3 separate regions of the Homo sapiens genome follow, and all the other regions are linked to region 2. Evidence: chromatin contacts called from ENCODE Hi-C or POLR2A ChIA-PET data. All regions are on one chromosome and are shown on one strand. Each heading gives the region's core, a stretch centred on a gene start or an enhancer-like site at or near the end of the contact. The rest is flanking DNA. Distances are from core to core; before and after follow the strand shown.

Evidence for each region. A loop is a pair of places that touch in the nucleus more often than their neighbours do. ChIA-PET counts read pairs that join two places held with the same protein, here RNA polymerase II (POLR2A). Pooled maps may share reads with other maps.
Region 1: a loop to region 2 is called in a pooled map, with 4 times the contacts of the local background. The contact joins two enhancer-like sites. A Hi-C loop is called at or near these places in 2 of 50 pooled maps. POLR2A ChIA-PET finds 5 or more read pairs at or near these places in 2 of 52 experiments (OCI-LY7 and activated naive CD4-positive, alpha-beta T cell).
Region 3: a loop to region 2 is called in a pooled map, with 2.4 times the contacts of the local background. The contact joins the promoter of SPG21 here to the enhancer-like site in region 2. A Hi-C loop is called at or near these places in 4 of 50 pooled maps. POLR2A ChIA-PET finds 5 or more read pairs at or near these places in 3 of 52 experiments (B cell, H1 and activated naive CD4-positive, alpha-beta T cell).

Annotation. Positions count from the first base shown.
Region 1 is chr15:65,053,824-65,056,523 of GRCh38, reverse strand. RASL12 (RAS like family 12) reads left to right here. Exons shown (of 5, transcript NM_016563.4): 5 at 1,250-2,700. The coding sequence ends at 1,625. Among named protein-coding and RNA genes, the nearest start is that of SLC51B, 9.8 kb to the right of the region's middle. RefSeq lists enhancers at 1,091-1,591, 1,592-2,092. Within about 2 kb of position 1,268, at least 9 of the 41 ENCODE cell types and tissues checked have a DNase peak (open chromatin) inside an H3K27ac peak, as active enhancers do.
Region 2 is chr15:64,686,368-64,689,067 of GRCh38, reverse strand. OAZ2 (ornithine decarboxylase antizyme 2) reads left to right here. Exons shown (of 5, transcript NM_002537.3): 5 at 234-1,494. The coding sequence ends at 364. Among named protein-coding and RNA genes, the nearest start is that of OAZ2, 16 kb to the left of the region's middle. Within about 2 kb of position 1,252, at least 3 of the 41 ENCODE cell types and tissues checked have a DNase peak (open chromatin) inside an H3K27ac peak, as active enhancers do.
Region 3 is chr15:64,988,490-64,991,206 of GRCh38, reverse strand. It overlaps SPG21 (SPG21 abhydrolase domain containing, maspardin), which reads left to right and starts at 1,293. Exons shown (of 9, transcript NM_016630.7): 1 at 1,293-1,542. RefSeq lists enhancers at 860-919, 960-1,029, 1,085-1,584, 1,585-2,086 and silencers at 1,100-1,589, 1,710-1,759, 1,562-1,856.

The sequences.
Region 1 (2,700 bases), core at 19-2,518, 370 kb before region 2:
GATTCAAGCTCATCATAAAAGCAAATAATAGCAAGTGTTCTTTCCAAAAGGGTTCCTCAGGAAGCGGTGAGCTTACTGGCACCACGGCACCCAGCCCTGGGTGGGGAATAGATCCGATGCCTCTGACTCTTTTTTGTCCCAGTTACTCACTCTCTCTGAGACCGCGTGCCTCACCATGGAGTGGCACTCTGGGAAGCTAGCCCACTCTCAGCCCCTGCTCCTGCCAGGTCAGCCTTGGGCTCAGAAACTTTTCCCACCATGGCCCACTCGAGTGCCTCCTCTCATCTAGTGGCTGTGCCATTATCCTCGGGAATGGGCAGCGGGACAGCTCAGCAGTAGGTCAGGAAGATCCAGCCAGTGGAGTCTTGGCCCCAAGATCTCAGGGACCCCCCCATCTCTTCCCTCTTGTAGACATCCGACCTATGCAAGGCCAGTCTTCTTTTTCTTCCCGCCTCGATTCCCATGGCTTTCAGGTCAGAAGCCTCCAGGACCTTCCCAAGTTCCGGATATTCTATCCTCCCTTCACGGGAGGTGGTGTAGGACCAAGGCAGAATAGGTGTTGCCCCCTCTCTCCTTTTGCCCTCCTCACCATGAAATGTTGTCCCCCCTGCCCTCTCCTGCCTCTGCCCTGGTTTTATTATTTGCTTTTATGATGAGCTTGAATCTGCAACTTTGTCATTGTGAGGGCTTGAATAATGAATTTTCACAAACACAAACCCCAGGAGCCCTGAGAACTCTGCCAACCACAGGCTTCTGGAGTCACCTCTGTGGTCTAACCCTTCAGTCCAAACGACTGCTTCTCTCTAGAGCTGATCCCACAAGCCAGAGCTGTGGGTGGCCTGTTTCCTGCCCCAGGGACCCACGATGGGGTAGAGAAGAGATGGGGCTGGGAATGGCCTGCTTCCTCCAGCCACAGGCAGGGTCTAGCATAGGGGATTTGGAGTAGCTTCTTACCCTTACCCTCATCCCAAAATTCTGGCCTGGGTGACATCAGCTACCATTTATTGAGCACTGACTCTGTGCCAGGTACTGTGCTAAGCACTTGAAACAAATTGTCTTTCGTAATCCTAACAACCCTGAGAGGCAGAGGGCAGTAACCCACTGTACTGATAAGAACGCTGAGACTCAGAGAGGTGAAGATGACCCCAGGCCACCCAGCTAGTCCATGGGGCGCTGGGTGTAGGAGCTGGTCTGCCTGACTTGGCACAGCCTGCTCCTAACTCCCTGCCTCACACTGCTTCCTCACCAGGCAAGTCACCAAGGCAGAGGGTGTGGCTTTGGCAGGCAGGTTTGGGTGCCTGTTTTTCGAGGTCTCTGCCTGTCTGGACTTTGAGCACGTGCAGCATGTCTTCCACGAGGCAGTGCGAGAGGCACGGCGGGAGCTGGAGAAGAGCCCCCTGACCCGGCCCCTCTTCATCTCCGAGGAGAGGGCCCTGCCCCACCAGGCCCCGCTCACCGCGCGGCATGGGCTGGCCAGCTGCACCTTCAACACGCTCTCCACCATCAACCTGAAGGAGATGCCCACTGTGGCCCAGGCCAAGCTGGTCACCGTGAAGTCATCCCGGGCCCAGAGCAAGCGCAAGGCGCCTACCCTGACTCTCCTGAAGGGCTTCAAGATCTTCTGAGGCCCCCTCCCCAGGAAGCCTAGGCTCGGTGGCTGGACAGGACTGCAGCAGGACAGGGACTGGCTTCTCACCACCAGCCTTTCCGTCTGATGGACAGCAGACCCCGCCTCCAGCACCAAGCAGTGTCCCTACACTCAATTCACTGTGTGAGCTGGAGTGGCAGGCAGGGATGCTGCTTCTGTTCCCTCCAGGCCTTGGTCTTCATGGTAACCACCGCGTCTGTGGCCGTAGAGGGAAACAGCCACTGTGACAACCCAGAGACCTGGGGTCAGCCTTAAGTAGGAAGAAATTGCAGTGTCTATCCTGCTGCCATCAGCCCTTCCTGCTCCAGCTACAGTTGGGCCAGCTGTGGCCTTAGTGGATGGTCTGGGTGGATGGCTCTGTCAATGTCAGGCCCGAGAACAGCCTGCGGAATGACAGCCTGGGGTCCTTGTGCCACCTGGTGGACGGGAAAGGCAGGGCGGCTGCAGTTTCAGAGGCCAGAGCCTGGCCCTCCTGTCATCTGCTGACTTCACAGAAGGCCCAGGCTACAAACCCCACAGTTTATCCAAGGAAAATCTAGTTAAAATAATCCAATGGACAGAAGCCCCAGGAAGGGGTATTTCCAACACTTGGCGTCTCAATGAGGATAAAAGGGAGGGACTGTAGGTTGTCCAGCATAAGGAGCCCCAGAGTTCTTTCACCAGCAGACAGATTCTCCATGTGTTTTCCCACTGTTAAGGACTCTGTCCAAAGAACCTCAGCATCAGCTCCCTCAAGCTTAATGATCCAGGCTGCAGAAGAAAGTTGTCACTCCAGTGAGTTACCCAGGGCTCCAGGGAGCCCACAGCAGCATCAGACCCATCCAGGGGCTACAGGGCCTGCCCCCCTGCAGGTAGAAACACAGTATACCCGTTTGTCATCTGGTTTGGCAGGACCCAGGACCCTCAGCAATGAGTCTGAGTGTTCAAAGCCCACTTTAGAACCTAAAGCATTTTGGGTTAATAAAGCAAAATTTTGCTTATGTTATTTGGTGGTGTCACCGCAGCTTATACCAAGACACCATGGCTCAGACATGGGATCAGGACACACCTTT
Region 2 (2,700 bases), core at 3-2,502:
GCCTGAGCCTTACAGCCCAGACAGTGGGGCCTGGGGGAGAGAAGGGAGCACCTCCAGGATGAGGTGGGACTCTTGAATTTGCCTTTCAAACCCTGGGAAATCATGGCAGGAGGGCAAGTGCCTGAAGGGCTCGTAAAAGCCTAGTGCTTATTTGTTCCATCTTTGTTTGGGGTTTTGATTTCAGCCTACCATTGTGTTTCTCATCAGACTTTTTTACACTCTGTCTTCTGCAGCTCCACTCCTGAAGACCTTCAGCTTCTTGGGCTTTGAGATTGTACGTCCAGGCCATCCCTGTGTCCCCTCTCGGCCAGATGTGATGTTCATGGTTTATCCCCTGGACCAGAACTTGTCCGATGAGGACTAATAGTCATAGAGGATGCTTTACCCAAGAGCCACAGTGGGGGAAGAGGGGAAGTTAGGCAGCCCTGGGACAGACGAGAGGGCTCCTCGCTGTCTAGGGAAGGACACTGAGGGGCTCAGGGTGAGGGTTGCCTATTGTGTTCTCGGAGTTGACTCGTTGAAATTGTTTTCCATAAAGAACAGTATAAACATATTATTCACATGTAATCACCAATAGTAAATGAAGATGTTTATGAACTGGCATTAGAAGCTTTCTAAACTGCGCTGTGTGATGTGTTCTATCTAGCCTAGGGGAGGACATTGCCTAGAGGGGGAGGGACTGTCTGGGTTCAGGGGCATGGCCTGGAGGGCTGGTGGGCAGCACTGTCAGGCTCAGGTTTCCCTGCTGTTGGCTTTCTGTTTTGGTTATTAAGACTTGTGTATTTTCTTTCTTTGCTTCCTGTCACCCCAGGGGCTCCTGAGTATAGGCTTTTCAGTCCCTGGGCAGTGTCCTTGAGTTGTTTTTTGACACTCTTACCTGGGCTTCTCTGTGTGCATTTGCGTCTGGCCTGGAGTAAGCAGGTCCGACCCCTCCTTCTTTACAGCTTAGTGTTATTCTGGCATTTGGTTAAGCTGGCTTAATCTGTTTAATGTTATCAGTACATTTTAAATAGGGGCATTGAAATTTACTCCCACCACCAGGGCTTTTTTGGGGGATGCCTGGGCCTTTAAAACACTAGCCAAACTCTAATTAATTCTCAAATCACTGCCAGGAGTTCTTGCTCCTGGCTGCAGGCCCAGGCCCCAAGGTCTCCTTCTTGGGGTCACAAACAGCAGTAAGGAAGAGGAATATATAGCAACTCAGGGCCTGGGAATTGTGGGGCAATCCGTTCTTAGGGACTGGATACTTCTGGCTGGCTGAGTATAGTACTAGCTGCCTCCCCACCAGGTTCCGAGTAGTGTCTGAGACTCTGCTCTGCAGGGCCTAGGGTAGCGCTGGGAGTGTAGAAGTGGCCTGCCCTTAACTGTTTTCACTAAACAGCTTTTTCTAAGGGGAGAGCAAGGGGGAGAGATCTAGATTGGGTGAGGGGGACGGGGATGTCAGGGAGGCAAGTGTGTTGTGTTACTGTGTCAATAAACTGATTTAAAGTTGTGGTTGGTCTATTCTTTATTTCTGAACTAGGACCAACTCCCTACCAAACTGTTTTGACTCCAGAGCCTAATAAATAGAGGTGTGGTGCGTGCTCCTTGGGAAAAAAACTGCAGTGTAGGAGGGCAGATAAACTGGCTGAGGTCTCTCTCTGGGGCCATATTACACTGTGAAATGCGGGGTTGCTAGGAGTCTGAGACTTACTGCCAGAGCCCCCTGGAGAGAGATGTGTACATATCAGCTTCATCTAGGAGAGGCTATACCCAAGATCCAATCTGCTCTTAGCTCTTCCTTTTCTGTAAAAGGCTGGGGAGGTTGGGTCCTGATACTGGGTTTTGGCTTTTGCATGGAGCTCCTGACATTCCCATTCCTGAGGTCTTTGAAGGATGCAGCACACACCTTCCCTGTTCTAGTTTTCCCCTTTTGGAGCTCAGTGTCCTAAGGTGTGGCTTCCAGTCCCCCACACCACAGCCTGATGAATAAGCTCTCAGTGGTACCAAGGGGGCTGGAATCCTCTTCACCACAGTTTTTTTAATTTCTCAAGGATTTACTGGCACTTTTTTTCTTTTGCTTCTGTTTTGCCAATTGAAGGGCATGTTCTTCCACCTACATTTTTGCAACTGTCTACTGTTAAGCTGTGGCTCTCACATTGCTCTTTATGGAGCCTGCTTGTGTTTTCACTGTGGGCCAAGTCATTTATCTTGGACTCTAACTTGTATTCATTAAAAGTAATGAGCTCGAATCCCAAGTTTTTTTTTGTTTTTGTTTTTTTCATGGAATCTCGCTCTGTCGCCCAGGCTGGAGTGCAGTGGTGTAATCTCAGCTCACTGCAACCTCCGCCTCCTGGGTTCAGGTGATTATCCTGTCTCAGCCTCCTGAGTAGCTGGGATTACAGATGCCCACCATCACACTCAGCTAATTTTTTGTATTTTCAGTAGAGACAGGGTTTTGCCATGTTGCCCGGGCTGGTCTCGAACTCCTGGCCTCAAGTGATTCCCACGCTTCGGCCTCGCCAAGTGTTGGGATTACAGGCGTGAGCCACCGTGCCTGGCAAATGTTATTAGAGCAAGTCTGGGACTAGAGACATTCCGTTGAAATCAAGTGTCCCCCACTGGGCAGGTAATTCCTAGAGGCAGCTGGCAGTTTAGGATGCAGATATTAAACAAACACAAGGAATCGACAAGACAGATGAAAAAGAACCAAGACAAAAC
Region 3 (2,717 bases), core at 44-2,543, 300 kb before region 2:
CCTGGGCTCAATCAAGCGATCCGTCCACCTTGGCCTCCCAAAGTGCTGGGATTACAATCAATATACATTTAGTACCTATTATTTATGGGCTAATCATGTGCTAATGGACTGGTGGAATCACTCTATTCCCTTTGCTCTAGATTGAAGCTTCGAGACCACCTGGGAAAATAGACAACTAATGTAATGAATATCCATAACCAGTTTCAGAGACAACCAGTAGTTTGCAAGTTATTCCACCCATTAAACGATTCCAAATGTTGGAGAAAAGGCCCCCAACTTAAAATACTCCACGGAAACGTGCTCTATACATCTATGTGGTGCTTACAATAAAAGATGAATTCCTGCGACTGAGTTGCAACCCCGAAAGAAATGATTTAGAGAAAAAAAGAAAGAAAGAAAAAGGTAAGTATGTCACCGTGCTTTTGGAAAATGCTTTTGGGATTTGTCCAAGTTCTAGAGTGGAACCCAAGGCTCCTGGGCCAGGGGACAGAAGTGATAACTAAGTAGGATGCAATTTAGTTGGAATCTTCCCTGACCTTAATCCCATAAACAGTTGCCTAGGTAAAGGCAAAGTCTACAGGCCCTAAAACAGGGTACAAGCTTTCCCTAAAACATATTAGAGAGAGGCACTTTCAACAGGACCTTGTTGCAGGATCCCTAAAAAAAAAATTCAAAACAAGGAGATTTACATGTTATTCACCTTATCATAATTTCAGAAATATTTTACTAATAAAAAAGGAGTCGTGAAGTCTGGAACACCTTAAGACGTGACGTCTGCAACACCTTAAGAACAATGATTACAAATGTATTAATATTCTCTCTGATTTTAAGGGAAAAGTGATGAAGGAACAGGAAGATGGGTGGGCGTATGTTCCCAGAAATCCCCAGAACGTCAAAAAGGAAGCGGAGGCTTTGAGTGGAGGACTACGGAGAGCGTCTACGGTTGTGCCAAAGGAAAAAAAATGTTCCTAAGAAAAGAGTATACAAAGTTGTGTTCATCAAAGTCTGGAACCCAAAGGTGTCCCTCCAAAGCTGTACACGACAGAGAAAACGCGAACTGAAAGAAGAAGCAGGTCCCAAGGGGCCAGGCGCCTCCTCCACCTCCTCCTCCTCCTAGGTACGTAGGGCAGAACTAAGGCTGACCCAGACGTAACTCAGCCCTCTCCTCACGCCAGCCGCAGCCAAGCATCCCACGGAGCCTCCCCCCGCGCCCGTCGCCGTGGCGACCGCCGGGGCCACGCAGCACCGCCCCTTCCTCGCGACGTGGCCCCGCCCTCTGAGAACCCGGAAGCGGGAGTCTCGCGCCAGCTGAGCGGCGGTCGGGCGGGGGGAGCGCGGCGGCCCAAGCTCGCTCGGCCACGCGCCCCGCCCCCTCAGAGGCCGGCCTCCCGCACGCACCGCGCAGCCTGCTGTGCCCGTGGGTCCCGAGTGCTCCGCCGCCCGCCCCGACCCGGGCCCAGCCGCCTCCACGGCCCGCGCTCGTACTGGAGCGAAGAGCGGCCTCCTGAAGGAGGGGAAGGGACGTGGGGGCGGCCACGGCAGGTGAGGGTGGGCGAAGCCCTGGGAAGCGGCTGGGTGTGCGGTATGCGGGGTTGTAGGTGTGTGTGTGTGGCGCGTGGCTGCCTTGGTTGGTGTGACTTTGTGAGTGTGTTCTGAGTGGGCCGGTCCATGTGACCACGCACGTGATCACGTGCCCTTGTGAGTGTGTGTCTGGGGCCGAATCTGGGCTGTGGGGTGGTCGGTGTGCTTGTGACCCTGCCTTTGTGTGGCTGTCACCGGTGGGACTGGCGGGGAGCTGTGTGTGAGTCTCCAGCGGGAGGTGGGGGCGGCACAGGGCTTAACCGGGGCATCCTCCTGTAAACCCATCCTGGGGCTACACGACTGCAGCCCAGGAACATTTCTTTCTTTCTTTCTTTCTTTTTTTTTTTCTCAGCAAACTTTTAAGAACTGTGAGCAGAGGCCAGTAATTTTGGAGACAGGACCTCGGCCTGAAAGTGATAGATGTCTTTGTTGTTACTGAGTGTGGGCCAGGTGTAAGGTTTGTAAACGGGGGATGAGGAACAGAGCGGGACCGGAGTGTCTCATTTTTCCTCTTCTCGTTTTCCTGGGGAGTTATAAGTTAGACATTTATGCTGCTTCCTTTGTCTCCACCTACACTGGTTCAGCTCCTTTTGGCACAAAGATTCAACAAATTAAGGAGTAACTTTTTTTTTTTTTTTTTTTTTGAGACGGAGTCTCGCTCCGTCGCCCAGGCTGGAGTGCAGTGGCGCCATCCCAGCTCACTGCAAGCTCTGTCTGCTGGGTTTACGCCATTCTCCTGCCTCAGCCTCCCGAGTAGCTGGCACTACAGGCTCCCGCCACCACGCCCGGCTAATTTTTTGTATTTTTAGTAGAGACGGGGTTTCACCGTGTTAGCCAGGATGGCCTCGATCTCCTGACCTCGTGATCCGCCCGCCTCGGCCTCCCAAAGGGCTGAGATTACAGGCGTGAGCCATCGCGGCTGGCCACTGAGGAGTAACTTAATAGCTGTGTCCAAATTCCAAAAGCTTTTTTCCCAAGAGCATGAGAAGAGATGTCACAGATGTCAGGTAGGCACCTTTTCCTCCTGTAAGGTTTAGAGATAATGCAATGAAGAAAAGAGGGATAGATCTCCCCTGAAGAGATCTAAGAAAAGGATAGCTGTGTACTTCTGTGGTGAGGGATGGAGACGTGCATTA